Regions from separate parts of the Homo sapiens genome. Here region 1 is linked to region 2. A link is a loop called in an ENCODE intact Hi-C map of the cell type or tissue named here. Cell type or tissue: dorsolateral prefrontal cortex. All regions are shown on one strand. Links, peaks and the distances in the headings refer to the core of each region. The heading gives the core; the rest is flanking DNA.

Evidence for each region. Hi-C counts contacts between places; a loop is a spot of excess contacts. Peaks named below come from ENCODE experiments on the same cell type or tissue, not always from the same donor. Only the 100,000 strongest peaks of a DNase experiment are listed, where the experiment ranks them.
Region 1: a loop joins it to region 2, with 5 times the contacts of the local background. A loop is called at or near these places in 12 of 110 quality-filtered maps.

What each region holds. Positions count from the first base shown.
Region 1 is chr7:131,681,490-131,696,947 of GRCh38, forward strand. No RefSeq gene overlaps it. Among named protein-coding and RNA genes, the nearest start is that of PODXL, 130 kb to the left of the region's middle. RefSeq lists a silencer at 7,791-7,840. In dorsolateral prefrontal cortex, for the core only: CTCF peaks have their summits at 7,818 (motif pointing right), 10,731 (motif pointing right) and 10,930; DNase peaks (open chromatin) are centred at 7,842 and 10,732; H3K4me3 peaks cover 610 bases; H3K27me3 peaks cover 1,350 bases.
Region 2 is chr7:132,243,632-132,259,089 of GRCh38, forward strand. The region is part of intron 4 of PLXNA4 (plexin A4); the gene reads right to left. Among named protein-coding and RNA genes, the nearest start is that of PLXNA4-AS2, 9.5 kb to the right of the region's middle. RefSeq lists enhancers at 7,317-7,834, 7,835-8,350. In dorsolateral prefrontal cortex, for the core only: a CTCF peak has its summit at 8,557 (motif pointing left); DNase peaks (open chromatin) are centred at 7,790 and 8,530; H3K4me3 peaks cover 691 bases; H3K27ac peaks cover 813 bases.

The DNA.
Region 1 (15,458 bases), core at 3,332-11,331, 560 kb before region 2:
ATGATGGTGATGATAGTGATGGTGATGAGGGTGGTGATGGTGATGATAATGGTGATGATGGTGATGACTATACTTACTGCATAAGACAGAAATTATCCTATAGTAAGTACCTTCCATTACTGGACACTTCTAGCTATCTGTTCTGCTTAGATGAAATCTTTTACCTCTTAGTCTACAAAACACTCTCTTCATAACAAGCTCTCAACTGTTTGATGTTGAAATATATTTTCTTTTGTGTTTTTTTCTAGGATAGATCTCATGAGTTATTTATTTAACTGAGATTTATTATTTGAAGACTCCTTATCTTCCTGGTCACTCTCCTTTGGATATATTCTCATTTGTCAAAATGATTTAAAATATGGAACCCAGAATTTATTACCATATTCCAGATGTGGTTTGACGAGGGCAGAACACTGTGAAATTGCTCTTTTCCTTGAGCTTTAGATGCCATCTGAACACTTAGTAGTTTTTCCTGTTCACTCTGTAAACTTCCATTAAACCCATAATTCAGAGATTATGATACAAGTCTGCTGCAAACCCAGTCTCTTATCCCATCCTATAATTTTGCAATTGACAGTTTGCACACTGATTCTGGGACTTCACATTTACCTCTGTGAAATTTCATCTTGATGACTCAAGTCCATGTTTCAGCTTGCTAAAGTGATTTTGGATCTTGATTCTGCTTATTAAGGAGGGTGATGCATCATAAGATACGGTGAACTGGATGGTTTAGCAGAAAAAGCAGTGAATGGTGTTGCAGACTTGCCCAAGCCAATTAGGTCATTCAGTATTTTAGGTTCTTTTTGTTTGGTATCAGTCCTTTATATTATTTAGAGATGGGTGAGGAATGTAGATTTGTTTTTGTTTGTTTTTGCCTACTACAGTTTGTATCTCATGGTATGTTCCAGTGTAGGTAAATCTTAGAATGAATTCTGTTAGAAGCACAAAAGTTTATTAGCAAACAGGCACAAAAAAGGTCATGAAGAGGCTGGGCACGGTGGCTCACGCCTGTAATCTCAGCACTTTGGGAGGCCGAGGTGGACGGATCACGAGGTCAGGAGATCGAGACCATCCTGGCTAACATGGTGAAACCCCATCTCTACTAAAAAATGCAAAAAATTAGCCAGGCGTGGTGGTGGGCACCTGTAGTCCCAGCTACTCAGGAGGCTGAGGCAGAAGAATGACGTGAACCCGGGAGGCGGAGCTTGCAGTGAGTTGAGATCGCGCCACTGCACTCCAGCCTGGGCGACAGAGTGAGAGTCCGCCTCAAAAAAAAAAAAAAAAAAAAAAAAAAGGTCATGAAGCTCACTCATGTAAGCTCCATGATGTCCCAGGTCCCTGACTCGGGTTCTCTCAGGAGCACTTTGCATACCCTGGTAGATGAAGAAGTGCTTGAGCAGAAGGTTCAGTTAACTTTCTAGTTGGGATCAGCTGACAACCCTCCATAATCGCCAAATGGGGAAGACCTGGGTTGCTATCCCAAAGGGCATAAGTAACTGGGTTCAGCAGATTCTTACGCCCCCCACATACATGGGTGAGAACGCCTATGAAATACATTTATGCCACCCATGCATCTTGAACTGCATTCATTTCAGCAATAAAAATGTTTTCTAACATCCATTATACTAATTAACAAAAGCTGTCATGTCAATCAGAAATCTAGTTGGTTGGAATGCTTGTAAGCAGCTACCTCTTGGGTATGGGGTTTTCATGAAAGCATTTCAGATGCTAACTACCTGCCCCGGGAGTATGTATTCCCCATTAAGGAACTTCAAATGTTACATAACTTCCCCTAGGCTGTACATGTATAACTGTGATATATGTTTATATGTATTACCACCTATGCTGAAGTGTTTTGAGATAAGTTATAACAATGTAGCAGATTGGGAGTCTGGGGCCTGGGTTTTCTTCCCAACTATTGTTTCTAACTGGCTCTGTATGGCACATCGTAGTCCTATGATGATCACTACAGTCACACAGAGAGGTCCCTTCTGGTGCCCACTCGTGCAGCAGGACTCAGTACACATTCCACAATCTCACATGGTATGTTAAGGAATAAAGTTCTTTTAGGGATGGGGGCATGGGTAAAGAAAACTTACAAGGCTGAGTCAGCAGACCCCTCTCTCCCCATCCCTTATCCCCAGAGAGGCCTGCCTGGGCCAGGTGCTCTGCTGGGTGTGCAAAATGGCCTTGCATCCCAATGGGAGGACTTTACCCTCTGGGGTCTGGCTCCTATGTGGCAAGGGTGGGTCAAACTGATGGCAGGGGAGGGAATCCTCACTGCCGGGGTGCTGGGCTGTCTGGCTTTCAGTGCCAGTTGTAAAGAGAGTTGTCTGGGGACACCAGCTGCTCAGTGCCTGGAGACCTGGGGCTGTGGGAAGTTTCAGCTCCTCTGCAGACGGGTAGGTGAAGGTCGGGGAGGAAACCCACTGGTTCCATATGAGAAGTTTCAGCTCCTCTGCAGAGGGTTAGGTGAAGGTCGGGGAGGAAACTCACTGGTTTCATAAGTTTCAGCTCCTCTGCAGAACGGTAGGTGAAGGTTGGGGAGGAAACCCACCAGTTCCATGAGAAGTTGGGCTTGGGAAGCTCAGTGGCCAGGAAATCCAGAGTGAGGTCTCAGGGTCCTGTCCAGGCAATCTTGCCCCTGTTCCTTGCATCACAGTTCATGCTCCTTCCTGGGCCTCAGTCCTCTCATCTTTCATTTTTTCATATTATTTTTTAGAGACAGGGTCTCACTCTGTCACCCAGACTGGAGTGCTGTGATGTGGTCATGGCTGACTGCAGCCTTGAACTCCTGGGCTCAAGCAATCCTCCTGCCTCAGCCTCCCAAGCAGCTAGGGCTACAGGTACGTGCCACCAAGCTCAGCTAATTATTTATTTTATTTCATTTTTGTAGAGATGGGGTCTTGCTATGATGCTCAGTCTAGTTTCAAACTCCTGGCCTCAAGCGATCCTCTCTCCTCAAGCCTCCCAAAGTGCTAGGATTATAGGCTTGATCCACCATGCCTGATCCCTCTCATCTTTTAGAATAAAGAAATTGTGTTTTGGTCTCTCTCAGTCTCCATACTAAAAAGGAATAGAGTCCTCTTTCTCCACATTTAACAAAAACAAGTACACAGACATTTGATAGAAATGGTACATGTCAGCTGGGTGCGGTGTCTCACGCCTGTAATCCCAGCACTTTGGGAGGCTGAGGTGGGTGGATCACGAGGTCAGGAGTTCAAGACCAGCCTGGCCAAAATGGTGAAACCCGACTCTACTAAATATACAAAAATTAGCCGGGCGTGGTGGCGGGCGCCTGTAATCCCAGCTACTCAGGAGGCTGAGGCAGGAGAATCGCTTCAACCCGGGAGGCTGAGGTTGCGGTGAGCCGATATTGTGCCACTGCACTCCAGCCTGGGTGACAGAGTGAGACTCTGTCTCAAAAAAAAAAAAAAAAAAAAGAAATGGTGCCTGGCAGATGTATAAAACCTGTATCAAAATATTGAGAAACTTCCCTTCATGTTTTCTTGCACAAATGAGTACAATCATGTAAATTGTAATCTCCTGCTACTAATGATGAAGAGTGATTTGAATGTGGAAAGAGACTTGAAGAAATGAGTGACAAAGGCTTCGCACTGCTGCCGTGACTCAGTGAGCATTTGCAGGACGATAACGTTTCTATCATTTTCTGAACTCATTAAAAAAGGCATGCAGAGCTTTTGTGTTCAAAGAATTCTGTCTTTTTCCTCCCTAAAGCCATTGCATTTGTTTCAAATCTACGTGTGACTACATTTGGAGATAAGTAGCCTTTTTCAGACCTTCTTGATTTCAAAACACAGATTTGGTCTGCACGTTCTCATGATAAGACAGAGAAGGAGACCATGGAAATATTTTGCCTGTCTGTAATTGGCAGGGCTGGGTGAGGATCAGAAGAGCTATAGATTCTCTTTGGAAGGTTTTGTCTGGCGCATCGATTAGGTTACCATGCCGTTGAATAATTATGATGGCATCATTTGTCCTGTATTTGGCAAACATTGCACACGGAGCAATCTGACAATGTACAACGGTCTAGACCATCTCTATAAAAGTCTCTGCAATTGTCTTCTTTATACACATGGCTCATTTAAGAGGCAGATAACTTACTTCTAAAGTACAGATCTTTCCCCTTTCAAAATCTTTGGGAAATTTCAAGTTTTCTTTCCTTGCACCTAGCAAATGTCCCACGTATAACAGGCAGTCAATAAATACCTGTTGTGGCTGATGATGATGGGGAGTGAAATTGAGGAAGCCTTTCATGTGTTTAGAATGCAGTAGATTGGTGCCAGGGGTTACCAGAAACATCGATGATTACTGCTGCAGCCCCATCTCCCTGTGCCGACTTACTGAGCCTTTGAATGAACGGTATAAAGGTATCATTTTGCTGCATTAGGAGGAAAAGGTATATGGAGATTTGACATGTGTGGTGTTTCATAACTTCCTCTCCATAAAATAATGACATTTGTCTTCTTTCATCTAAGCCTGCATCATTTCTGAAATGGAGACCTAAATTTAAGGTATGGAAGATTTCAAGTTAAACATCCTTGGGAAAGCATGCTTCATGGTTTTCTGCCCAAATGGGGAGTAAGATTATGGAAACCTATTACCTTTTGATAATGGCAGTTCTGAATCAGAGTGGGGGGAGGGCAGCTGAAGAAAGTTACCTGACATTACTTCTAGAGGCTTCATTTCTCCACACTGACTGGTTTGCTTTTGTTTCATCTAAGTGTTGCCACTCAGATGGGTGGAGACTGCCGAGGGGGAATGGTGACAGGGAGCCAGGAGGTGGTTTCCAGGCACAGGGATAAAGGAAAATCCTGGCTAATGGCATTTCCTGGGTGCCCATCATGTGCCAGGCAGGATGCTAGACATTGAGATCCAAAGGTGAATATGGTCACTTAGGCACTGTGGTGCACTGCTGTGGTCTCAGCTACTCGGGGGCTGAGGTGGGAGGATGGCTGGAACCCAGGAAATGGAGCTACAGAGAGCTGTAATTGTGCCACCACTCTCCAGCTTGGGTGACAGAGTGAGATCTGGTCTCTTATTTTTTTGAGACAGAGTCTTGGTCTGTCACTCAGGTTGGAGTGCAGTGGTGCAATCTCTGCTCACTGCAACCTCTGCCTCCCAGGTTCAAGCGATTCTCCTGCCTCAGCCTTCCGAGTAGCTGGGACTACAGTTGTGCATCACCTCCCTCGGCTAATTTTTGTTTTAGCAGAGATGGGGTTTTATCACGTTGGCCAGGCTGGTCTTGAACTCCTGACCTCAAGTGATCCACCTGCCTCAGCCTCCCAAAGTGCTGGGATTACAGGCATGAGCTACTGTGCCTAGCCTAGACCCAGTCTCTTAAAAAAAAAAGAGAAGGTATCTGCCCTCCAGAAGTTCCTGGTGGGATCCATGCTGAGTCAGAAGGGAGCACAGAGATTGAGGACCTAGCTCAGCTCAAAGCAGTCAGGGAAGCTTCCAGTGGGGAGGTGCTGTTTGCAGAGTCTATAAAAGACCCTGAAGTGGCCAGGCTGGGTGGTGCAGGGCTGGGGGTGGTGTCCAGCAAAGAGAAGCACATGTGAGGGGCAGAGGCAGGAGAGGTCTTGGTCAAGTGATTTTTTGAACCCAGGGAAAGGAGAGGTCTTGAAGAAGGGGAGATGCACACAGGAGAAAGTGAGATCTAGAAGTGAAATGGCAAAGAAGAGGATGGCCTGTCTCAAATACCTCCATTCTGCTGTCAACTTCATGCCTTGCCGGTCCTCCTTCCCCACCGCCCACATTCAACCACATGCCAAATCCTATCGGAGTTGTCTCCACAGCATCTGAGGATCTCCCGCCCCTGCCCCTTCCCTTCCATTGCCTCTGACTTTGCTGTCTGGCTGAGACCCCTGTGATAGCTTTTATGTTAGCTAGAATTCAGGTTCAGCTGCCGTGACAGAGACCCAAATAAGGGCGTACACGTGAGAGAAGTAGATTTCTCTTTCACAAGTAATGCCTGATGATAAGCAGTCCCAGGACAGTGTGACAGCCCCGTGACATCTTCCGTGTGGTGGCTCTGCTGTTCCTGCAGCATGCCCTTGATTACATGAGCCGGCACCCCTTGCCACCTCGCCCACAACCCAGCCAGCAGGAAGAGGTGCAAGAGCCATTCTCCTTCCTTTCAAAGCGTCACCTGGAAGCTGTTTATGTAGGTTCTACTCATGTGCCCCTAACCATATGGCCACATCTACCAGTGAGGAAGGCTAGGAAATACAGTTTGTATTTAGGGTAAACAAGTACTAAGATAAAAACCAAAGGTTTTTTTTTAGAATAAGGAGGGAAGGGCCGGGCACGGTGGCTCACACCTGTAATCCCAGCACTTTGGGAGGCCAAGGCGGGCAGATCATGAGATCAGGAGATCAAGACCATCCTGGCTAATGCAGTGAAACCCCGTCTCTACTAAAAATACAAAAAATCCGCCGGGCATGGTGGTGCATGCCTGCAGTCCCAGCTACTCAGGAGGCTGAGGCAGGAGAATAGCTTGAACCTGGGATATGGAGGTTGCAGTGAGCAGAGATCATGCCACTGCACCCCAGCCTGGGCGACAGAGCGAGACTCCATCTCAAAAAAAAAAAAAAAAAAAGGGAAGGGTGAGAGTGAGGGCCATGCGGTCACCCACCCCTCGTCTTGCCCTCCTCATCCGCCCTCTGTGTGGCTCTGAGAGTGCAGGTCCCATGCTCACATGGCGCTGTCTCAGCCTGCCTGGAAACACTCTCTATTCCTGAGTGGGCTGCCACTTCCAGCCTCCACACGTTTGCTCACGCTCTGCCTTCTGCTAGGGAAGCAACAGAATGGTGCCTTGAATGTGGCACCAGGTTCAAGTCACTTGCTAGCGATGAGACCCGGGGCTGTCTGCCCTAATGCTCTGACGCTCTATTATCTTTCAAAAGCAGGATAATATCAGCTTTAACTTCAGCATTAGGGCGAGGTGAGAATAGTGTAGGTAAAGGCGTGCTCAGTAGTGGTGGTTGTCACAGCCAGCATCCCCTCTGCTCCGTGCCGGGGAGCCTGCTCCCCCATCGGCCTAGGATTCAGGTCACTTTCCCCATGAATCCTCTCCCTGGGGCTCCCAGGCCCTGCTGTCCTCAGACGCTCTTCCTGGTTCAGCACCCAGCACGTTCTGCTCGGGTACCTCTTGCTGTGTCTGCCTTCCCTGGTAGACTGATTTGCAGCCTGTTCACCTCTGTTATTCTCTTTGCTCCTAGGACAATGTCTACTAAAGAGCAGAGCTGCTTGGTTAATGCCAGTTAAATTGAAGTCGGTTGAACCAAGGCCAGCAAGCAAATCCAGCAAGCCCAAGGAAGCAGAGGCTCAGAAACAGGCTGCCCAGAGCCTTGAAGCTGGTGGCCACAGCTGGGCATTTAGGGCCAGGTCAGCCTCTTACCTACGATCAGAGCCTTCAGTGGGGGAGGAGACCAGACTGGCAGGCAGGCAGCAGGGATGAGATCCAGGCAAGGAGACCCAGGGAGAAGGGGTCATGGTGCAGGGGAGGCCCAGTAGCATCAGGGGCAGGGCACCAGTTACGCAGAAGGAGCTGGACGCTAGGCCAGAAGGTCCCCGAATGCTGGGGTCAGAAAGGAGGTGGTCTTGATTTGTAGGAGGAGATAAGGGGAATGGGAGTGAGGGAGCAGAGAGCAACCTCCACCTTCAGTATGGCCCTGGAGGTGCAGGGCCCAGATACAGGATCCTGTGGGAAGAGGAACAGAGATTGAAGAGGCTCTGGAAGGAAAGGTGATTCCATTTGGGTTATGCAGGATGCACTGCTGGGATCTGTCCACCAGAGGGCAGGAGAGACCAACACATGAGGCAGGGATGGCCTCAGCCACAGAGCTGCAGGGGTTATTGGCTTCCCCTGGGGGACTGGGTGGACAGGAAGGTGTGGAGAGAATTGGATAGGGCGAGCCTAGGCCAGAATCTTCTTCTTCTCCTCAAGAAAGCCTCTTTAGACGGACATGTCCAGCCCCTGGGGTATACAGAGTGTGGCAGGAGTTGTCGGTGGGGGGGGGGGTGGGTTACTCTTGCAGACGGTGGCTTTTGAAGGTGGTCCTGGGCAGCCCCAGCGAGGACCTCAGTTCTGAGCTCTGGTTCAGGCCGCCTGACTTCTCCACTTTGCTTCAGCCTTCAGAAACGGGTTATCTGTCCCCTCCGCCTGGTTGGGGCTGCTCTTCGGAGGGGACTTTTGGTTTGTGTGAGAAACTACTGTGGGTGGAAGTCCGCACCCTCAGAGCTGAGGACTCCAGCCAGTAGTCGTGTCTCTGTCTTGAGGATCCAACCCACTCCTCCGATGGCCGAAGGACCAGCCTTGCCGCTTAGCCGCGGGCAGGAGGGTGGAAGCGTGTGGAGCGAAGTCTGCGGGTCAGGCTCAGGCTGGGCCACCGCTCATCTCTCTGGGACTCAGTTTCTTCTTCTGTGCAATGCAGCTCTGAAACCAGCTCTCACCCTGGAACCTGAGATGAGGTCACTGAGTCAAAGTTCACGACACAGTAACACGACACAGAAATGCGACTTTTGGTTGCCCGTTGTCCCTTTCAGCCATGATGGGGGACAAGGACAGGGTCTTACTCATCTCTCTTTCCCCATGGGATCCAGCACTGTCTTGGCACATGGAGGGAGGGTGGTCCCTGAATGAATGAGGGAGTGAGCAGGGAAGAAGGCCACGAGGCTCAAAGCTGCCCAGGCCAGACCTGAACACAGCGGGTAAAGACCCCAGAGCTCTCTGTGAGGTGATGCCTCCTGCAGGAAGCATTCCCTGTACCCGAATTAGCCTATTTCTGAGCTGCCTTAGCCCCTCTGGCCCTAGGGCAGCAGGGAGGGGCGAAGGATGGCAGTACTTGGTCAGGTGTGAGAGGGCTGGGGTGGACTGTCCACGGTGCAGTGGGGCCGGGGGTGGTGGTAGGAGCTGGGCTGGATTTTCCCCTCTGGCGGCCCCCTTTTCTAGCTGGTGGAAGTGTTTGATTGGAGCCCCTGCTTGGGTACACATTTTATTTCTGGAGAGACTGCTTCATGGCTCACAAGGGTCTTAGATTCCTTAACTTGTCTTTCTTGTTCCTTGAGAACAGACACGTGTGGGGGCGTTCACAGGCTCCGACAAGTCCCATTTCCGCACTAATAAATATTCCGCCTCTCCTCTCTCAACATTAAAAAAAATTTCAGAGGAAGAACAAGTCTTCCATTTGTCACCGGCTCCTCGGTCCGGAGCAGAGGATGCATTTTGCTATCGCTTGTGGCGACTTGGAGACAGGGATGAGGAATGGGTTTGTTTCCTCCAATCAGTTTACTCGTGCTTGGAAGGGCCATTTGTGCCCTTGACCCTGGTGTGGCCATAGCCTTGGGGAAGGGCAGGACAGGAGGAGGGGAGCTCTGGGCAATGGTTAGGGCAGAGGCAGTAGGAGATCAGACAAGAACAGGGAGAATCTGGGAGATGCCAGATAGAAGTTTGGGGAAGCTGACTTGAGATGATCTGTCCCTAGGGAGGACGAGGGTTCCATCATCAAAAGAAGGAGTCCAACTCCAGCCTGTTGCACACCCAGGGTGTGTGGCTTTTTCTTTTTTTTTTTTTGAGATGGAATCTCACTCTGTCACCCAGGCTGCAGTGCAGTGGTGTGATCTTGGCTTACTGCAACCTCTACCTCCTGGGTTCAAGCGATTCTCCTGCTTCAGCCTCCAGAGTAGCTGGGATTACAGGCATCCACCACCATGCCCGGCTAATTTTTGTATTTTTATTAGAGACGGGGTTTCGCCATGTTGGCCAGGCTGCTCTGGAACTCCTGACTTCAGGTGATCCACCTGCATTGGCCTCCCCGTGAGCCACTGTGCCCGGCTGTGGCTGCTTTTATCTATGGACCTTGGCTCTTCCCGGACACTTGGAAAGCAACAGGAGCACAAGGTTAAATGATCAACCATCCGAACTCCAGCCTTGCTGTGGGGGCTAGCCCAGCATCTCAGCATCCTAGGGGCTGTCTAGCTGCTACGCTGGGGCGGGACCTCTGTGCTCTACAATACTTACGTTTTCTCAGACCTCTGCTTATCTCTACTTAATGTGCCTTCCAGTCTGTTATGGAGAATACAGACCACTGTTAGACCCAGCCTCTCCCCGCCCACACCTGCCTGTCACCAGGCAACAGGTTGGGTCTGGCTCTGGGGGTAGAGGAAGTTTTTGTCAGAACAAATTCTCATGCTCTGGGGCCACCACAGGGGCCCAGAAACACTTGTTCAATATCACACATCAGAGCAGAGGCAGACATTATGCTGGGTGCAGCCCAGCACCTGGTTGTGCCACTGTAGTTGAGGGATACCAGCTCCTTGGGCTTCCATGATCTCACTGGAAAAACAGAAGGAACCCTACCTGCCCTGCCCCTGCCTTTCAGGGTCGTCTGGAAGAGCTGTGATGTTCAGTGAACATGAACGTGCTCTGTAACCTGGGAAGGGCAGTGCAGATGGCAGGGGCGTGTATACACTTACTCTTCAGGCTGGCTTGCGAGCTCCCATCTCTCACCCTCCTCCCCCTGCTCTCCTTTTCTGTGCTGCCCGTTCCCTCTCTGCAAACTGGGAGTTATTCTGGCCGCAGCCAGTTCCACGTCCCCACTGAGGGCCGCACCCCTGAATGTTCCCTGTTGTAAAGCTGTGTGGAGGAAGGGAGGAGGCCTTTCTGCGTATTCTGTCTTGTCATCAGCCCGCGGTGTTCCAGAAGCTGCCAGCAGGGGGCAGTAGCACCGCATCCCTGGGACCCTCCCGGCGCTTCCCGGCCACGGCCCTGGGCTCCGATGAGGCCACCTCTGTGAGTGGGTGTGTGCCTGCCGGTCGCAGGTCGAGAATGTCTTAATGACTTGTGCCGCGTGTGCGCGCTCGATGAGCAGAGGGCCTGATGCGGCAGGGCCACCGTGGGGGCCAGGCCTGGAAACACGTGCTGATTTCCTTTGGGCAGCAGGGGTTGAGAGGGGGAGTTGTCCTGGTGACGCTAATGGGGAGGCCAAGGTGGCCTTCAGGGGCTGCTTGTGTAACACACGGTGGGGGGGACCGTGGGTGTGGCTCAGATGAACGCAGAGGATGGGATGGATTCCACTGGCCAGGTCCTCTAGGGTATCCTGCTGAGCCCGGGTAGTAACAATGACAAGGGCACACCCACCCAGCGGGCCTTGAGGCAGGCTCTCAGCCTCCACCCAGGCCCCTCTTGACCTTGCATGGACCAGAGGGGCTGTCCTCTGTGCCCCCACCATTGTCTCTTCAGCCCCCTCCGACCGCACTCAAACTCCTGACATGAACCCCGGCTCCCAGCTGCTCTAGCTTTTGGAAGCCCCTGCACTGGGCTCAGCCATTTCCCCTTTCTGGATTCCTGGGCCCCTCAGGACATGGCTGTCAGCGCCACTGAATTGAGACTGGAGGCAGGTGCCAGGTTCCACTCATAGTGATGGGTCCTGCCACTCAGCATCTGGCAGCATTGCAGGATGATGTTGCAGGACGGTGCCTGCAACCACAAAGGGCTTGGCCCAGGGTCTCTAGGGACTTGCAACCCCTTGAGGAAAGATCAACTCACCTGCATCTAGAGTTTCTGTTATTGTTTTTTGCCTAGAGGGAGTTTTTGAGGGGGGGCCTCAAGGTGGGGTGGAGCCCCTCAGCACCATTGTCCTCTCTGCCATCTGAAACAATGGCCAGCCCTGTCCTGTGCCTTGGAGGTCACCCTGCTTTCCTGGGTGATGCAGGGCCTCTCTCGCAAGCTCCCTCTCCCCAGAAAGCAGGGATTGAACACAGTATTTGCTCGCACCTGAGAAGTACTCCATGCTGCAGAAGATCCTGTGGTGAGGATGTCAGGGTTCTGTTCTCTGCACTCCTGAGCTTTCCAGGCGTACTGTTATTTAATTATTCATTCTGCAGTGTTCATTCATTCACTCACTGGTTTATCACACATTATCGAGCCTCTACTACATACCAGGTGTGTATTCTCTCTCCCTCAGTTAGGGAGGGGGTGTTTCTGGGCTCTAGGAATAGTCTCACTCCTCCCTCCCATTTTATTATTTATTTATTATGTTTGGAGATGGAGTTTCACTCTGTCACCCAGGCTGGAGTGCCATCTCGGCTCACCCCAACCTCTGCCTTCCAGGTTCAAGTGATTCTCCTGCCTCAGCCTCCCGAGTAGCAGGTATTACAGGTGCCCACCACAATGCCTGGCTAATATTTTTTTGTATTTTTAGTTAGAGACGGGGTTTCACCATGTTGGCCAGGCTGGTCTTGAACCTCCTGACTTCAGGTAATCTGCCCGCCTTGGCCTCCCAAAATGCTGGGATTACAGGTGTGAGCCACCGCACCCAGCCCCTCCTCCCTCCTAAAGAGAACCATTGGTGGGTCCACATGTGGGGACAGACAGGGGAGAGTACGATGGAGCCAGAGGACAGAGGACCAGCACTGGGGGCCGAGTGGGGCATGTGGCAAAGCAGAACTGACTGGGAGCAGAGCTGTGGCAGAGCTGGGGAAGAAGAGGGCAGAGCTGGACAGAGGGCGGGACAGATTGGGGGAAGAGACAAGGTGGATGGGGCAGGCCAGATCCAGGAGAAGGGATGGGACAGATCCAGAGAGGGAAAGAGACAGAAACAGACGAGGGGCACATCTTGGGGAAGAGGCAGTGGGAAAAACCAGAAAGATGGGTCAGGGGAATGGTACTGAGAAGAGAGGTGGAGGGAGGACAAGGCAGTTCTTGAGTTCGGGTCTGGAAGTGTTAGCCTTGGATTGGGTCCCCAGGGACCTCAACGTCACAGCGGCAGCTGCATGGCTGGCCCAAGTGCCTGCAGTGGATGGTGGGAGGAGGCCCACATGTCTGTGTGCACCTGACCTGTCTATGTGCCTGGGAGGGGGACCATGTGCTCTTCTAGGCTCTGGGAATAAAGTAATCCCCCCAAAGAAGTCCCTGCCTGCAGGGGGCTCCCACTTGAGGGGACAGAGCCAGCTTAAAGCAGGATGAGTAGAGGATGGTGAGAAATTACCCTCCATCTTCCTGCTCCAAGCTAGGGCCTCTCCAGTGCCGCCAGCCTGTTCCTTGCAACCTGAGCACATCCTACCCTTGTTATCCTAAGCTGGGCATTTCAGCCTTGCCTTTGAGCTTTAAAACATACTTGTGGCCGGGTGTGGTGGCTCACGCCTGTAATCCCAGCACTTTGGGAGGCCAAGGCAGGTGAATCATGAGGTCAGGAGTCCGAGACCAGCCTGGCCAACATGGTGAAACCCTGTCTCTACTAAAAATACAAAAAAAATTAGCCAGACATGGTGGTGGGCACCTGTAATCCCAGCTACTCGGGAGACGGAGGCAGGAGAATTGCTTGAACCTGGGAGGATCTCGCCACTGGACTCCAGCCCTAGTAACAGTGGGAGACTCTGTCTCAAAAAAACAAACAAAACAAAACAACAACAAAAACAACGATAACAACAAAAAAACCCATACTTATTCTGTGTCCCTTTCCTGAGCGTTCTCCCGATTGGTAAGAGCTCATTGAAGGAGTTACAGTGTTAGAGACTGCTAATGATTCCTTTCCAGGAAAAAGCCTTCCAGGTAGCATTTATCCTCTGGTAGGAACCACAAATGGTTTTGTGCAAAGTAATAAGTAAAACAGAAATGTGGAGCAGCCAGGCAGGTTCACAGGAGAAGATAATGCAGGAAATTTTGACTCATGTTGCAGCAAACCAACTACACAGATGGCAGTACTTTCTGCTTAAAGACCAGCTTGTCCTCATCTATGCACCTGGGTCGATTTTTTTAGCACCTCCAAGGAAATATGCAGGGAAATGGCTCCACTTTTCTCTCAGTAGTTCTGACATTCCTTGTAGCCACACAGATTCCTCTGATGCCGAATTCAAGCCCCCCACCCTCAACCCCAACCAGGTCAGAGTGGTGTCCCCTTCCATTCTGGTGGAGATGGACAGCAGCTGGGCCCCTTTTTTTTTATTTTGAAAAGGTTGTTTTTAAGTCTCTTTCAACTCTTTCCTCTTCAAGTCCAAAGAAAATCTGGTTCCTTTAACCTTTCCTCAAGCATTCTGCTTTTCAATCCCTAGTCATTCTTGCAATTTCTATTCCCTAAATCTTTTCCAGTTCTTGCTTCTCAAGTGAAACCTTAAACTGGACACATTAAGAGCTTGTGACTTTAATGGAATGATTTCTTCTTGGCTTCCATATTTTTTCTTAGAAAATATTCCAACATGGGCCAGGTGCGGTGGCTCACACCTGTAATCCTAGCACTTTGGAAGGCTGAGGCAGGCAGATCACAAGGTCAGGAGATCGAGGCCATCCTGGCTAACATGGTGAAGCCCCATCTCTACTAAAAATACAAAAAAATAGCCAGGCATGGTGGCACGTGCCTGTAGTCCCAGCTACTTGGGAGGCTGAGGCAGGAGAATCGCTTGAACCCGGGAGGTGGAGGTTGCAGTGAACCAAGATTGTGCCACTGCACTCCAGCCTGCGCAACAGAGTGAGACTCCATCTCCAAAAAAAAAAAAAATTAAAAAAATTGCAACATAATAATGATAAGAAAATGAATGTTTTCATTTTTTTTTCTTCTGTGTCAGGCTCTGTTTTGGGGGTTTCTCTTATGTATCTTAACTTAATCTTCATAACAACAAACTTATGAGGAAGGCACGATTACTCCATTTTACAGGTGAGAAAAATTAGGGACGTTAAGAGACGTTAAGTAATTTGCCCAAAATCACACAGCTGGTTAATGTAAAAGCTAGGGAGAGGTGGTGGAAGTGTGCTACAGAGCTCTAAGCTGATTTCTGCAAGGATGGAAATTTGTCTTAAGCTGAATTTTCTTATCTTAGTAATTTATGCAAATATTGTACATTGTGCTTTATGCAAAATCTGCATTTGTTTTAATCTAAGAATAACATTTTTTATTTCTGTGAACGTTGGGATAGAACTGATGCTTTGGGGAGACGTATCACATCTGCACTGTGGATTTAAGACCCCCGGGTGCACTGGCATACACCCCTGGGCTTCAAACACCCAGCAGAAAAAACTGCTCTATGATAGCTGAGCCTGGGTTCCAGGCTCACCACATGACTGAATGGCTCTGTTTGCATCTTCCCTTCTCCTTAAGTATCGGTTCCTTATCTCCAAAGAGGGACGTGATTTATTTCTTAGAGTTGTTGAAGACGATGTGAAATATAGACATGAAAATGACCTGCAAAGTGCAAAAGCATGACATTTTTGGTTAACATTTACATTTTGACATCAGGAGGCCATTTGAACCACATTTGCGCTTACTATGATTTACTGTGTTCCCAGATTTATTTTACTGCATTCGATACATTTATTTTACCTAGAGTTTCTGTTTAGCTCAATCTCAATTTCCCAGAGTCCAATGGAAGTCCATGTTTTCCCAGCTTGATTTCTCTGCCTGATTAATAGAATTTCTCCTAAAGTGAGGAGGGTGGGAAAG
Region 2 (15,458 bases), core at 3,722-11,721:
CAAATTCTGGCTTAACATGGAGATAAAAATCCCTCCTCCCCACCCCCACCCCAATTCACAGTTTCCCAAAGCACAGATGATGCAATGGTTTTGTAAATGGTCTGGCACTTTATAAGTGACGGCTATGATGGATCGCTGCTATCCTTTTCATTAATATCCCAATCCTCCTTGTACTGTCACTTACCTCTCCCCGACATCCCAGAAAACTCCTCTGACAGTCTTCCAAGGCTTCAGGAACTCTGTCAGGAGTTCAACAGACCTGGGAGAACTTTTTTTTTTTAGTACCTTGATAGTGTCATTTCCTCCTTGAGCTATGATATTTGCCCCTAAGCCATTCATTGCTCCACACTTTGGATGAAACCTGGAGTTATCTCATTTCCAGGACTTATTCACTATCTTTATTAGCTTCTGGAACAGCTATCTGCTTTTCTTAGCTTTTCATTTAGGTGGGTCCATGTGAGACAGGGACACAAGTCCTGCACAGGTATTATGAGTCCTGGGTTCCAGCCACAGCTCTGCCCCCCAGTTTCCTGGGTAAACTTGGACAAGTCTCTCCTGGGCTTCTTTGTGATGATCTGAAAAATGAGGAACTGGGCGCGTTAGGTCTGAATTCCCTCTCAGTCCTAACATCCTAAGCTCCTTGTTAATGCTCTGACAAAGTCTCTCAGGTCAGCCTCATCTCACTTGTTTGGTTTTCATGGACATGTATAACAATGGCACCAGGTCTACCTTCAAGAAAACTTTCTCTTGAAGACAATCATCTGGGCAGCTAGAGCTTTCTCATCTTAAAGGTAAACAACCCAACTGCCTGTAGTCTTTCCTTACGGAATATTTCTATTTATGATTTAACCATTTTTTATGACTCTCTTCTGAACTTGATCTAGGTTCTCTCCACTCTTTTTAAAGTGTGGACATTCAAATTGGGGAGCCAACAGGATTCTGACAGTCCAAGTAGAAAGGTTACCATTATTTGAGAGCTAGGTGCCACCTCCTTCACCTTGCCAGGACCTTCCCAAGGAAGGACAGAACCAGGGAAATCTCCCAGGCCCCACCATCAGGCAATAGTCTCCAGCATGGCCAAGGCCTCCCAGACTGGCTGCACAGCTCTCCATCTCTATCATTGCTTTGCCTCACTCTGTACCCCATGGTTAATTCTGCAAAGCATCAGAAGTTTTTCTAATACTTTAAATCACTTTTGAAAACTGGATTTAGTCCAACCATTTAGCTTAGTATAAATGTATTCCCTTATGTCCCCAGTTACTATCCACACCTTGCTAGTATGTTGCACAGGTGGCCAGATGGCCTCTGAGCCACCTTGTCTCTATGATTCTCTTTCCCCAAATACCTAGACTTGCCACTCACAGCCTTACACCATACAAAGCTGCCTCTCCCATCCCCCAACTCCAGCTCCTCTCCTGACCCTGGAACACAAACCACTCCAGATGCAGAGCCACACGATTAATTAAAACCACCCCACGCTGATTAAAGTCTTAAGCTGCAGTGCCAGGCATGCTAATTAACTGAGTGAGGGAATTCAGACCACAGGAAGAGGTGAAAAAAGAAAGTAAGAGGGGCGGGGGAGGGACTTCTGTTTGGAGAACAAATCAGATGGTGACGTGACCTAAGCTGCCATAATGATAGATTGTCTCAGAGACCACAAAATATTGAGGTCTGTCCCCTGGCCACCAGACTCTAGCAAAGGTGTTGATTGATGTGGCTGCAACTTCACCTTCGCTGCTTCTAGAGATGGGAGCCCCATCACCTCTGGGGACCTCCATGTGTGCATAAACTGTGCTTGGGGAGAAGGATTGTGTGCAGGGTTAGGGTAGGGTCTGCACAACATTGTCTTGGGACATCGTCCTGGCTTTGTGCAAAAACCTATTAGGCAGTTTAGCAGTTCCTCAAAAAATTAAACAGAATTACTATACGATCTGGCAGTTTTGCTTCTGGGTACACCTGCAAAACAACCAAAAGCAGGATCTCAAAGAGACATTTGCACACTCAGGTTCATAGTGGAACTACTCACAATAGCCAAAAGATGGAAGCAACCCAAATATCCATCAACAGATGAATGGACAAACAATATGTGGTATATCCATACAATGGAATATTATTCAGCCTTAAAAAGGAAGGAAATTCTGACACATGCTACAACATGGATGAACCTCGAGGACATGATGCTAAGTGAAATAAGCCAGACATAAAAGGACAAATACTGCATGATTCTGCTTATGTGAGGTGCCTAGAGTAGTCAGATTCATAGTGACAGAAAGTAGTACGGTGGTTGCCAGGGACTAGGGAAGGGAGGAATAAGGAGTTACTCTTTAATGGGCAAAGACTTTCTGTTTGAGCAAATGAAAATGTTCAGAAGATGGAGGGTGGTGATGCTTGCACCACAATGTGAGTGTACTTACAAATGCACACTTAGAAATAATTAACACTGTGAATTTTTTTATGTGTATTTTACCACAATAAAAGAGTTGAAATAATCCTTTTGAGTGGACTTGACAAATTATTTCATCTTCGGCATGGCAGCATGGATATGAAAACACCTGTTCTCTGCTTAGCTCCTTGGGTCAAAGGGGAACGGCTTTTGCTGGTAGACTAATACAATCATCTTTATGAAATATTCTGATATCTTTCAGTCAAAAGATAGGTATCACTATTCTTTTCAACGTAATCTCAAATGGGTTTTGGATAAATGTCTCCTATCATGTATCATTACATAACTGGCTCTGTTGTTCTCAAGGTCTGGATACCTGTTTCCTGATTTGGAAAAATAATGCCATAGCCTTGTTCTTCCTGGAAATTTTCCTTACCTCTCACCCATTCCAAAAGGCCTAGACGAGGAGCTCTCAATTCAAATAACTCACAAGAGGTCAAATGGCCCCTGATTTTAGAAAATCCTCCTGCTGTTGCTCAAGCTCTCCTTTGGTATTTTTCATTCACAGTTATGGCCAGAAATCACTCATGTGCCCTTCCCCATTTACACTTCCTTTCCCCCTAGATCACCTTTCTGGGAATCTGGGTGGTTTTATCCTTTTGCCACCAAGGTAAGCTTCCTTAAATAATATAATGTAGTTTGGTCTGGTTTTAAATGATTGTAAATAGAATTATCATTTGCTGTTGTACATGCAATCATCATCATCATCATCATCATCATCATCATCATCATCCTCATCATCATCCTCATCACCATCTTCCTAACCTGTCCAGTTCCAAAGGCCACAAATTTACAAAACAATGGCCTAGCACAGCAAGGCAATGAATGACTGAAAAGAGAGCAAAGGGTCCCAAATCAGATTTTAAGTCATGGCCTTGGTCTTCATAAGTTTCTCCATCTGATGAGCTGAGCCCATTGCTTGGGGACCTGGGAGCCTGGGGGTCCTCCATGGCAGCTGGAGGAATTTTTACAGCTTCTGAGTCCTGGCCCCCATTGCCCAACTCCCACCTGGTTTCTCTGATATTTCGAAAGATGCTTTCCTCTGGCAATAGGGTCTCACTCTGCCTGTTGCTGCTCACATTCTGAAGGGTGCCTGCTGTTCTGCTGATTACATTCAGAAATGTTCCACAGATATAGCATGCAGTCTCTGTGTGTATCTCTAATTTGTTTAAGCATTTGACATTATGGTCAAAATGTGAGTTATTACTCCATTTCTACTCTTATAATTGGATGCTAATGCAACGATGGCTACACTGAGCCTGATGGTTGGAATTAATTTAAATGTCCAAAAGGTTTCTTAAGTACCCAATTTCCTTCAAAATTGTCAAAAAAGAAAGAAAAAAAGAGGCAAGATGACCCATTAAGAAACTCCAAGAGGCTGCTGGAGGAACTGTCAAGCTGTGCAGACGCTGCACTTGGTGCTGTACCTCATGCTGTCCTTCCTTGTCACTGTCCCCGAGCAGAGGAAGTAGAGTTGAGAAAAGTAAGTCCTTTTCTGGCAAATTCTTAGCTCAGTAATACACATGGGTCTTAGTGGCATGGTCTTGGGGAGCTCCTCAAAGCATCTCCACCCGCCTTCATCTCCTTTGGTCACCACTGGCTGCCTTTCCAAGCTTTATTTCTGCTGGCCAGGGACCACATAAAGGTTTTGTGGAGTCTCCCTGTGATGGCTCCAAGGCCCTCACTGCCAGGGCTGCAATTTGTGGTTGAGCAGTGGCTCAAGAAGCTGTGCTTATTTCAAGTCACTCCACATGCCTGGAACCCTGTCACTCCTATTCTCTTTGCTCAAAGGGGGCAGGTATTTCTGAACCTGGCTAACAGGTAAGAAAGGCAGATGCCAGAAGGCTGGTCCCAGGCTGTGGCAGATTGTATTATGAGTCCCAATTCTTCACTCCCTAAAAAGAAGACTTTTATGTCTCCACCCCTATGGCCTCATGGTGAATAGACAAGTGGTGTGTACTTCCCCACTTCTTGGCTTTGGGCATGGCCTCAGAACTCGATTGGCCAATGAATGGTAGGAAACACGAGGCAAATGAATGCTTCCGAAGTGCTTATGTGCTCATCTTTGCCTTCTGTGCTTCTGTCATTGCCATGAGAAGAGCTTCCCGAAATAGCTGTTTCCTCTTCAGCCTGGGCCCCAAATGAACCCACATGGAGAGAGACCTGAGCCCAAACCACAGCCAGGAGACAACCCTGGCTGATGCAGCAGCTTGAAGCAGAACTGCCCAGCTGAGTTGAGCTTAGGGAGCTGACATGCAATTGCTTTGCAGAGCCATGGGTGTGAGGATTCATGTCTATTGTATGCAAGTGAGTTTTGGGCTGGTTTGTTACAAAGCTTTATTGTGGCAATAGCTAGCTGATACACAGGTGCTGGACAGAAAGTTACACCAGGATGCAAAGGTCCCGTGAAAGGTAGAGGGGAGAGGTCAGTCAAATGGAGGAGGGGGAAGGTTGCAGTGTGGTAGCTTCTTACCACCCTGTGCTTCAAATAGGTCATGCAAACATTGATGGCGTATGTAACTTGTACAAGTTCAGAAATTATTGAAAGCCAGATCTAACGTGATAAATGGCCCTTCTCAGTACCTCCCACGCTGGCCATGCTCTTTTAATTCTATGGTCATAGATCTACAGATCTCAGGAAGGTCTAGCCCCTCAGCAAAGTACTAAAGAAGACTCTGGAAAGAGAATGCAGCCCTCCAGATGTGGTCAGCTGTCCAGAAGCAAAGATGTGCTTCAGACCCCTTGTACTGACCATCTGGCCACCCCAGTGTCAGAAAATGATTTTTTTTTTTCTACTTGGCAGCAGTAAAAACTCCTTGGGAATGATTTGCCTTGAGCTTTGCAATTCCTCCTGCTGGTGCTTGGGCCATGGGGCTAATCCAGCTGGGCCTCACTTGACGGCAGACAGAGGCACAGGGTCAAGGGCAGCAGCCTTGGCTACCACCACTGTCCCTACCTGCCTCTAGGCAGGACCTCTGGGGTCAAGGTTGATGATATTTAGAATAGCAAAGGCAACCGCCCCAGGGCATGAGGCTTGGGGAGCTGAGGTTCCAAGCTGTAATCTAATCTGTGTGTCTGGGTGACCTTGAACAAAATATTCCCATTTTTCATGCCTCACTGGATTCATTTTCAGATTAGGGGGATCCAGTCCTGCTCTGCCTTAAAGAATTGGTCACAAAATACTACCAATACAAATGATTTGGGAAGCTTCTTGTAAATGAAAAGTAGCAGATGTTGTGGAGGGCTGCAATTTGTTGCTATTAATAAGAATAAATGCCTAATAGGAAGCCAGTTTGCTCTGGGAACTCGGACAGCCAAGGAGCGAGTGCCGACGCCGGAATCATCAACATATGTTGGTCCTCATTAGCAAACGGCAGTAGCTGGGAAGCTGGGCAAGGAGCTCTCAGCGTGCTTTCTGCAGAGCGTCGAGAAATCACCCCATCCTCAGGCTTCCCAGTGTGGGCTGCGCTAAAATGGCACGTGATCGTTATTAGCCAGACCCCTTGCCAAGCGGGAGAGCGATCCCCTTCCCTGATGCACAGATGGAAAAGCCATAGCCCAGAGGGGCTGAGCAGCTTGCCCAAGGTCACGCAGCAGGGCGGTGGCAAAGGTGGAAATTGAAATGAAGTTGGGGGCTGGAGCCTGCCCTCGGGCCTGCCAGACACCACTGGCTCCCGGAACATAGTACAGGGGATTGAGAAACCTCTGGTCCCTCTGCTGAACACAGGTCCTGTGTTGAAAACTTCACAGCATTGCAGGCTACTTACTATACTGCCAGGAAGGTGTGGCTGAGTTCAGGGGCTGAGGAGCCCCACCTACGGGCAGATCACCAAGTAGCAGCCCTGAAGAGAGAATGACAATTGGTCTCAGCACAGCCTCCTCCTCCAGGAGGTTTTCTTACTCCTTCAAATGTGGTTAGGGAGAAAAATAGAGTTTGAAATAGTTTTATCTCAGGGACAAGTGAGAAGCAGAGATCTGAGAGAAAAACAGACCTGGGTTTGGATCCTGGATCTGCCACCACTGTGTGACTTGGACAACTTATTTAACTTCATCAAGCCTCTTTTTCCTCATCTAAGTACCCTGATGGGTTGTTTTGAAGAATAATTGGGATGACACATATGAATGTATTAGTGTTATGCTAATGGCAACTCTGTTGTTCCAGCCTCTGCCTCCGATAAAATGCCCCTGTGATGGGTGGTGCGAAGTCATCTCTCTTCACTCCACTATACCTAGTACTCAGCTCATGCGCAGTAAATGAGAAAAGTGAATGAATGCTTGCATGCACGCATAAATAAATAAGTGAATGAATGAATGTGGTTCCTATTACACTTGTACGTGTTCCAAGAATCCCCTGGAGATCATTTATTTGGCAACCTTGGCTCTACTCTAAAACCTATCATTTCTGGATTATTGCCACAGATTAATCTCTTAGTGTAAAGGTTAAATCCTCTCCTTTCTCTGAGCTCTCATGCTCACATTCACACACAGGCTCAGGAGGCCCGACTTCCTGACTTCCAGGGCTGCGGGGTTGCAATGTGTGAGATTCTCTAGCTAGGCAGATCCTATGCATTTGACAGAGGAGACTGCAGCCAGAGCAACCCCTCCAACATGGAGGCCCAAAGGAATGGGGGATGAGAGGAGTGTTCTGGCATTCACACAGTTAACAAGCTGAGAGGGACCTTGGAAACATTCTAGCTGCCAATCCTCTTATTTTTCAGATGAAGCTCAGTTGCTGCAGGGATTTGTCCAAGGCTACATGGCTACCAACACTCCTCATTTGATACCCAGTCCCTAGATACTGACTCCTGGCCAAAATGCTCATTCTTGACCCCATCTTAAGGTCAGGGCTGAAGCAGGGGCAGAGCCTCAGGGCCCCACATCCTGGAGAAAAATGAAAGTTTCCCTCCCCATCCCCAAGCCCAGCAGGTGGGAAGGGGCTGTTGTCCTGGGGATCAAAGTGCTGCTCCTGTTCCAGCCTTTTTTTTTTTTTTTTTGACTCTGTGTACATTGGGTATTTTATTAGAAACTTTCATGTTACTGCTACGTAAACACTGCTTCAAAATAATACATAAGTTAAAAACTTGTCAAGCAAGTTCTTCATCAGCTGTACTCCTAGAATTAAACACACATCACACACATACAAGTCACCAACCCCCACAAAATGTTTAATTTAACTGACCTTAAAATTTGGAGAAAAGTATCGGTTGGCTTATCTTTTAGCAAATGACACAGACAAAGACTATGGCCCCTTCTGAACTGGGACCGGGAACCTACTGTTGTGTGTTTCCCAAGCACAGCCTGCTCAATGGGAGCCTTTGTTTCTGCAGCCAAGAAGAAGGCGGGGAGGGGCTGGCACGGTGACACCTAACTCCTGGCCCAGGCAGCGGAGCCAAGCTAGTCCCCAGGCATATGCTGAGGCTCCCTAGCTGGCTGGCACTGGCTCCTTGTGGGAAGTGGCAGGGCAGGCTGGGCAGGCACTCCCTTCTCCATCTAGCACCTGACCCTTCTCTCTGACTTCCTTCTAGCAAGGGCTCTGCTGACCAGCGTTCCCAGCAATGCTCTGGCTGTTCAAACCACAAAAAAACAGTGTGTGTAAATGATACATTTTGTGAATGAGTGCACAGCAGCCCAAGGGGGTGTGCCCAGATGTGCATGTCTCAGCACAGGAGTAGCATTTGCACACACCTATGGGGGGCAGAAGTGTTCTGGACCACAGGAGACTGTGTGCAAATAAACACATCTTTCCTCGCAGGCAACCAAGGCTGGGTATGAGGCTTCTCTGGCTAGGAAACAAACATCTTTTTTCAAAAAGGGATTTGACTCTGGGAAAAGTTATGGTGCTCAAATGATTGGAAACTGATATTCCTGAAGGAGAACCTTCTAGGTTTATCAACATAGGGCCCCACTCTCAGAAGACCAGGTGCTGCTGGCTTAGAAAGGAGGCAGAGACGACAGATGACCCAAGGAATTCTAAATCATCTTCGTTTCACCCTATCTCCTGTCTCAAGGTACCCACCTAACTCTACTGAACTTATATGAGCTTCCATTGCAGGATCAGGGCCAAGCCTGCTGCTGGGGAAAGACAAAGAGGGCCCTCTGGTGTCTGGGTCATCCTGGACACAGGCAAAATGTATCTTCTTCAGTAAGAGATACAGCTTTGAGGGCATCTTCCAGTAATTCTTCAAATATGAAAGGACAATTGTTAAAATGACAGCATTCTAAAAGTTTTTTTTTTTTTTTTTTTTTTTTTTTTTTGAGATGGAGTCTCACTCTGTTGCCCAGGCTGGAGTGCAGTGGTGTGATTGTGGCTCACTGCAGCCTCTGCCTCCTGGGTTCAAGCGATTCTCCTGCCTCAGCCTACTGAGTAGCTGGGACTACAGGTGCACGCCACCACACCCAGCTAATTTTTGTATTTTTAATAGAGACAGGGTTTCACCAGGATGGTCTCAATCTTCTGACCTCGTGATCCACCTGCCTCAGCCTCCCAAAGTGCTGGGATTATAGGCGTGAGTCACCATGCCTGGCCTCTAAAAGGGTTTTATGCCTTATGCACTGTCGGTGAGTGTTTAGATTAGCACAACCATTTTGAGGAGTAATTTGGCAGTTATTACTAAAACCTAAAATGACCCAGAAAGTCTTCCTCTTGGAATCTTTCCTGCAGAAATACCAGCACCTAGACACCGGTGGTTGGCTGTGGATATTCACTGTGGCTTTGTATGTAGTAATGTCTGTTTGGAAACAACCTAAATATCCATCCACAGGGGGCTGGCTAAAAAAATCGTGGCACATCTACACTCTAAGATAATAGTCTGTATGTACTAAGATGGATGAATGTCTATGATTCATATTTGAGTTAAAAAAACAAATTTTATAAAAAGGGTATATTAAGACTCAATGTTTGTTTTCAAAAGACAACTGTGCAGCTGTGTATACATATATATGCAAACCTCGTGCAAAGAATAACTTCTAGAGAGAGAGTTACATATTTGCTAACAGTGGTTAACTTTGGAGAGTTTGAATTTTTCACAGACAGGGTATTATTGACTTGGGAAATTAAAATAATATTTTAAAGATGCTTTAACCTTTAGTCTTTTAAACTAAATTAACTGTGCAGCTCAAAATTTATTTTAGGGTGACAGCTTGAATTTTTCTTTTTTCTTTTTTTTTTTTTTTTTTTTTGAGATAGAGTCTCACTCTGTCACCCAGGCTGGAGTGCAGTGGCGCGATCTCAGCTCACTGCAACTTCTGCCTCCTAAGTTCAAGCAATTATCCCACCTCAGCCTCCTGAGTAGCTGAGACTACAGACACACACCACCATGCCAAGCTAATTTCTTTTTTGTACTTCTTTTTTGTAGAGATAGGAGTTCACCATGTTGGCCAAGCTGATCTTGAACTCCTGACCTCAAGGGATCTGACTGTCTTGACCTTCCACAGTGCTGGGATTACAGTCATGAGCCACCATGCCCAGCCCAACTTTTCTTTATACCCACAAGATTTCTAATATTCTGGAACTATGGAAAGGGCTCTTGTCTGCTTGGTCTCTCCCTCTTGGTTCACCTTCTGACCAGTAGCACCCTAGAAGTGAGCCCTGGGCCATGGGGGAGTTTTCTCCTTATAAAATTAACTATCCCATATTGGGTGGGAAAGTCATTGTTTGGCAATGCCTTATTCAGTGATGTCACCTGTCCGCCCAGAAGCTTCCTGCAGAAAACCCACACCAATTCCACCCAACATGGAGAAGACTCCATCTCTCCACAGAAATTACTGGGCAAGGACCAGGGCACCTCTGCCTACAGCCCCCATATGTGCAGACGCTATCACGCACTATGTGTGCATCAGTTTAGTTTCCATGTGGAGGAGTCATGGTGTGCTGGGACATCACTGGGCTGGGGGTCCTAGGACCTGGGCTGTAATCCTAGACCCGTTCCTTACTTCTGCAAGCCCTTAGCAATTGTCTTCATCTGTCTAGCTTTCAGTGTTCAACATAAATTGATCTCTATTGTCCTTTCAAGCCAGAAGATTCCATCATAACTAACTATCTTAAGGCTGGAAAAATCTCCAGGAGTGTCACTCCAGGATCTCCCTCAATTTTATTCTCATCTTGGTTACTTCATCTATCTGTATGATAGGGACCCTCAGCTCTGCCCTTTCCCTAGCTCTTGTGATCTCAAAAAAGTACAGTGATATCAATCTGAAATATACTTTGAATTCTAAGAAAGGAAATTGTCGCAACTTCTAATGATGAATTATGAAACCACTAGAGTTTACTGTGGCCATTTCTATCTATCATTAACATAAACAATTGTGAGGGTGAGTAAAGGGTTGTGTGCACATCCTTTCTGAGAGAATGGAGAGAGCACAGGCTTCTGAAGTCCTAGATTCAACTCCTGGCTCAGCCACTTATCAAAAATGTGTCTTTGAGCCTCGGTTTCCTCCTATGCATAAAGGGAGCAGTATTAGGTGACGATTAAATCCTGTTGTCAGTGCTCAGCAACGTCCCTTCTTGCCTTTCTCTGTGTGGGACTGGGAGGACAGTCAGGGGACCCAGCGGCGCTGTGCCAGCCTTCATGCTTTCTAGGCTGCAGACGTAATGCAGAGCTTCCCGCTTCCATCTGCCAGGAGCTGACCCCACCGGACTGTAGTAGTAGGCCAGTTGCTTTCCATTAGGAAGTTCGTTTTCAAGGGGTGAGTGGTGGTGGTGGTACGGATAATGCATCCATTTCACATTTTGCGCATCTGGGGAGTCTGATCTATATCCGACTAAGGCTCAGAATAGATTCCCCATTCCAAAATGAGAAATGGCTATTAGAGCTATATTTAGACTAGGGGTTCAGTGAGCTCAGAAATAATTGCTGGCCCTGGGGTGGAGATGGGGTAGGAGGAGGCTAATTCCAGGCTAATTTGGGCCCATTCTCAGGGGGGGTGGCCTGGGGGAAGGCCGGGAGTCTCAGCCACCCTATTTCTGTCCATTCAGGCCTCTGCTACAGCAACAGACAACCCCCAATACCAAAATGCCATTGCCTATGACAGACAAGCTCAGTAGATGGAGAACCTGGGAGAAGGATCTAAAAGTGTAGCAGCCCACAGGGAGGGGCAGCAGATAGGTGGAGGCTTTTAATAACTGAATGTTAGTCAGGAGTCTGTGGGTCACAGGGGACCTGGGACCTGCTGCTGCTGGGACCTGGGCTGTGCAGTCTGAGAGCTGATGCTTAGATCTTAACTCTGCCACTTAAGAGCTTGGTCAGGCGCACTCAACATTCTCAAGCCTCTGAAAGCTATGCAGATTAAATGACATAATACATGTAAAACACTCAACACAGTCCTAGACCATCCAAACCTAACACCCAGCATCTGTCCTTATAGGCACGACCACCATGGCCAACTCATCTTTTGGGTTTGCTTTTCCTGGGACAGACAACATTCACGTTAATGCAAAGTTCAATTTTAAAATTCAACTTTAAAGGTTTCCAGATGTGTCCCTGTGATTGCTGAATACTTCAGCCCTCAGTTACCATATATGTAAGTGCTGGAAAAGGAGTCAGAACTGAAGAGAACTTGTGATGGGATCTCACAGTCTTATTCCTAACCTGACCACTGACTCCACTGGGTGATGCCCTGTGATCCCCAGGCCTAAAGAACCCCTCCCTATCAATAGGGCTTTGGCCACACAGCACAGCCCCAGAACTTTCCAACCAGTTCCCTGTCTCTTTCTCTCCTCTCTTCAGCTATTCTGAGAGCTTTTGCTCTGCTCTTGAATTGCATAGGAAGGAAAAGAGGAAAACCCCAGCAAGTAAGTTTTATTGCCCCAGCACCTGGAAAAGTTAAGAAAAGACAGGGAACACTTCCAACTATCTGATGAAATGAGGTCAAGGTTATCTGTGTTCTTTATTTAATCAGGGTCTCCCCTGACCTCTGTGAACAAGCATAACCAAAAGCGTGCCCTGGGTCTGGGATAGGAAATCATGCTGGCTCCTAGCCAAGTACAAGAGGCCGTGCTGTGTGCCGGCATGTTGGGACATGAGTTGGCACGGCACGTCTGGAAGGCCAGGGTCAGGCAGTGAGGCCCAGCATGGTGGTATTTGGCACAGAATCCAGCAGCCCCTGCTGTGACAGGGACATGAGGATGCAGCCTCCAGACACAATTAAACATGGGGCATTTGCTGAGTTTGCAAACAAACCTGCAGGATACAGGGCTGAGGCAGCAGCAAGAAAACGGATGTGACAATTCAGGGCAGGTAGCATGCCATACGTGGAATTCATTTTCGAATGCTTTTCTCCTCCATTAAGCCTGCTTCGGATGTTGCTGGGAATATAGCTTAACCTGGACCAGGGTCTGGGGCAGAGTGGGGCTGGTTTGGGTTGTGTGCCTCCCCAGGCAAGTTCACCATGCCACCGTTTGCTGAGTTGTGGGCCACCCCTCAGGGATGCTCACAGTTTAAGGGGAGAATCAAGGCACTTACAAGGTGCTAAGGAGGAGGGAAAGGCAGGAATTTGGGGTCTAGGTTAATTGGCTCCAAACTTCACTGAGCAACAGAATCAACAGTAGATTCTGTTTTGCTGGATTTAAGATGCTGGTGCCTGGGCCAAGCTCTGAGCAGCAAAATCAAAATTCCCAGGAGCTGGGCATCTGTATTTTCTCAAGGCCCTGTACTCCTCCACTCATTCCCCAACCCATGACCCTGTTAATGGGCTGGGTTTGGGACAACTGGCCTTGACCATAGGGAGCAGAGGAGTTAGTGATTTGAGGATTATGCATTTTGCCCTGGAATCTGAGTGATACGGCAGGTGGAAGGCTATGGGGGCACAGGGACAGGGTGGGGGTGAGCATAGAGATAACACTGGACAGCTGTACATGGCTTCCCCATTCATAAGCAATTTCACAGCCATGGTTGCCTATGACCACATTCTGGTGAGGTAGCCAGCTCAGGGAGGACAGCCTCCAGTTTACAGATGAAGACACAGGTTGGGAGGGGTTAAGCGACTTGCTCAAGGTCACGCAGCCTGTGAATGGCAGTGCCAGGTCCCTAACACAAGGTGTCTGTGACCAACGGCTGCTCTATGACATGGCGCAGCCTCCTTTCTCCACTCCAGTCCCCTCTCTTGCAGGGGCCAGGTGGCTGTAACTCTCTCGTGATGAGCTGCAGCTGCCTAATTGGTTGCAGAGGCAAGTTGTCCCAAACATCATGGACAATGATGAAGGCAGAGTTGGCTTGGAGAATTTCCATTCAAATATATCTTATAATCACTCTTTGGCCAACATGTTTCCCTCACAAGGTCTGTCTCCTTCTACATGACACACATCTCCAAATAAGGCTCTCTATCATCTGGGGCCTGGCAAGATTCTAGACAATCGCTCAGTGTGGTGGTGCAATGTCACCCTGGCCAAACCCAGCAGGGGCTGGTATGTCTGACTTCATGAGACTTTACCAATTATGGAATTGTTTCACTGGATCCAGGGGCTGCAGACTTCAGGGCTGGCCATATCCTGAGGCAACTGCTGCCTGGAGCTTGGTAGGGAATCTACATCCTGTCTTGGGGCCAAGGGTATGGTCTGGGGACACAGAGCAGCAGGAGCCCACAGGTGGGCCAATTCTTTAGGACAACCTGACCTTCACAGGGCTCCCAGGCTGCTAGAACTGAGTGGGCCATTAGTTCTGACACAGATGCTCAGTTGTGGCCCTGTAGATTTGAAGGGAAGGCCGTGGGCTGGTTTACTAGGCCATGTTTTCCGAGGCGTCTTTCCAGCTATGCTGAAGAATCAGTCTGACCTTGCAGAATGTCTGTAGATGGAGGAATTGGAAGGGTCCCTCTCAGCTTTCTGTGCCATTCACCCTGGTCCAGCCAAGGGAGAATCCAGCAAAATCATTGACATGCAAAGGCATCTTTGGCTAGCATGGGCCTTAATAAAGCCAGCTCTCTGAGATGGAGGGTGTAGCTGGAAAAGGGTCATTGAAGGCAGAAAAGTTGGACAGAAAGCTCCACCCCGTAGGGCCCATCTAATCTCTGCAAGACTCCTGGCCTGGAAGGCCACCCTGGTCTGCCCTCATGTCGGGTCACTGAGACTCAGCAAAGCCTGGAGAGGGTCTCCCCACCCCTGGTGCTTCTCTGGCCAATGCTTCTTCAAGGAGTGAAGGGAATCTGAAAACAGTGCAGACCAAATAGCTGCTGTGTCGACGAAAGGCGGCCGGGGGCTGAGCAAAGGGTGGCATTGGTGACACCACAGGGTATGAAAGGTTAGCTTTGCATGCCTCAGCTCCCTATTAGATTTTCCCTTTTCTTCTTCCTGCTTTCATTCTTTATCAGAAATTGCCTAGTGGGCTCTCTCTCACTCATACTTCAGCACGAATGGGCTGGCGTCAGGCCGTTGCTGGCAGTGGCTGCTGCAGGCTTGTTTTTGGGAGCAGAGTCAAGGAGCAGAAGTGAAAGTCCTGTGTTCTCAATGACTCCAGGAGCAGGAGACCCTGCCTGACCATAGCCCCTGCCTTTGGGGCTGGCCTTTTCTCTTTTCTCACCACTCTCCTCCTTCCTGTCCCCTGTGATCAGTGACCCTGTGACACTCATGTGCACAATTCTGTAGGAGCTATGCTTAGACCTTTTGTGATGCTTGGAGAAACCACCCACACCCATCCAGACCCCAGATCCAGGAAAACACCTGGGAAGAAGACAAAAATAACTATGAAAGCGTAGGTTGGCTGCACTAACCTAATTCTAGGACCAAAGAATCCCAGAGTTGGGTAAAAACTTAGTTGCCTAATCCAAACTTTTATTGGATATAACCACTCAATGCAGATATTTATGCTATGTGTTTGCCAGTTACATCCAATTTGAAGAAAAATAATAAGAATAACATCATTAAATATAATCAGACATGACTTATGAAAGGGTTTGATGCAACATTAAACTGTGTTTACTGGTACTGTTGCCCTAATTTATTGCTTGTGTGCCACGGTAATCTAATCATAATTACAAAAACAAATAGCTAGGAGCATTCTTTACATCTCTTGGTGACTTAGCT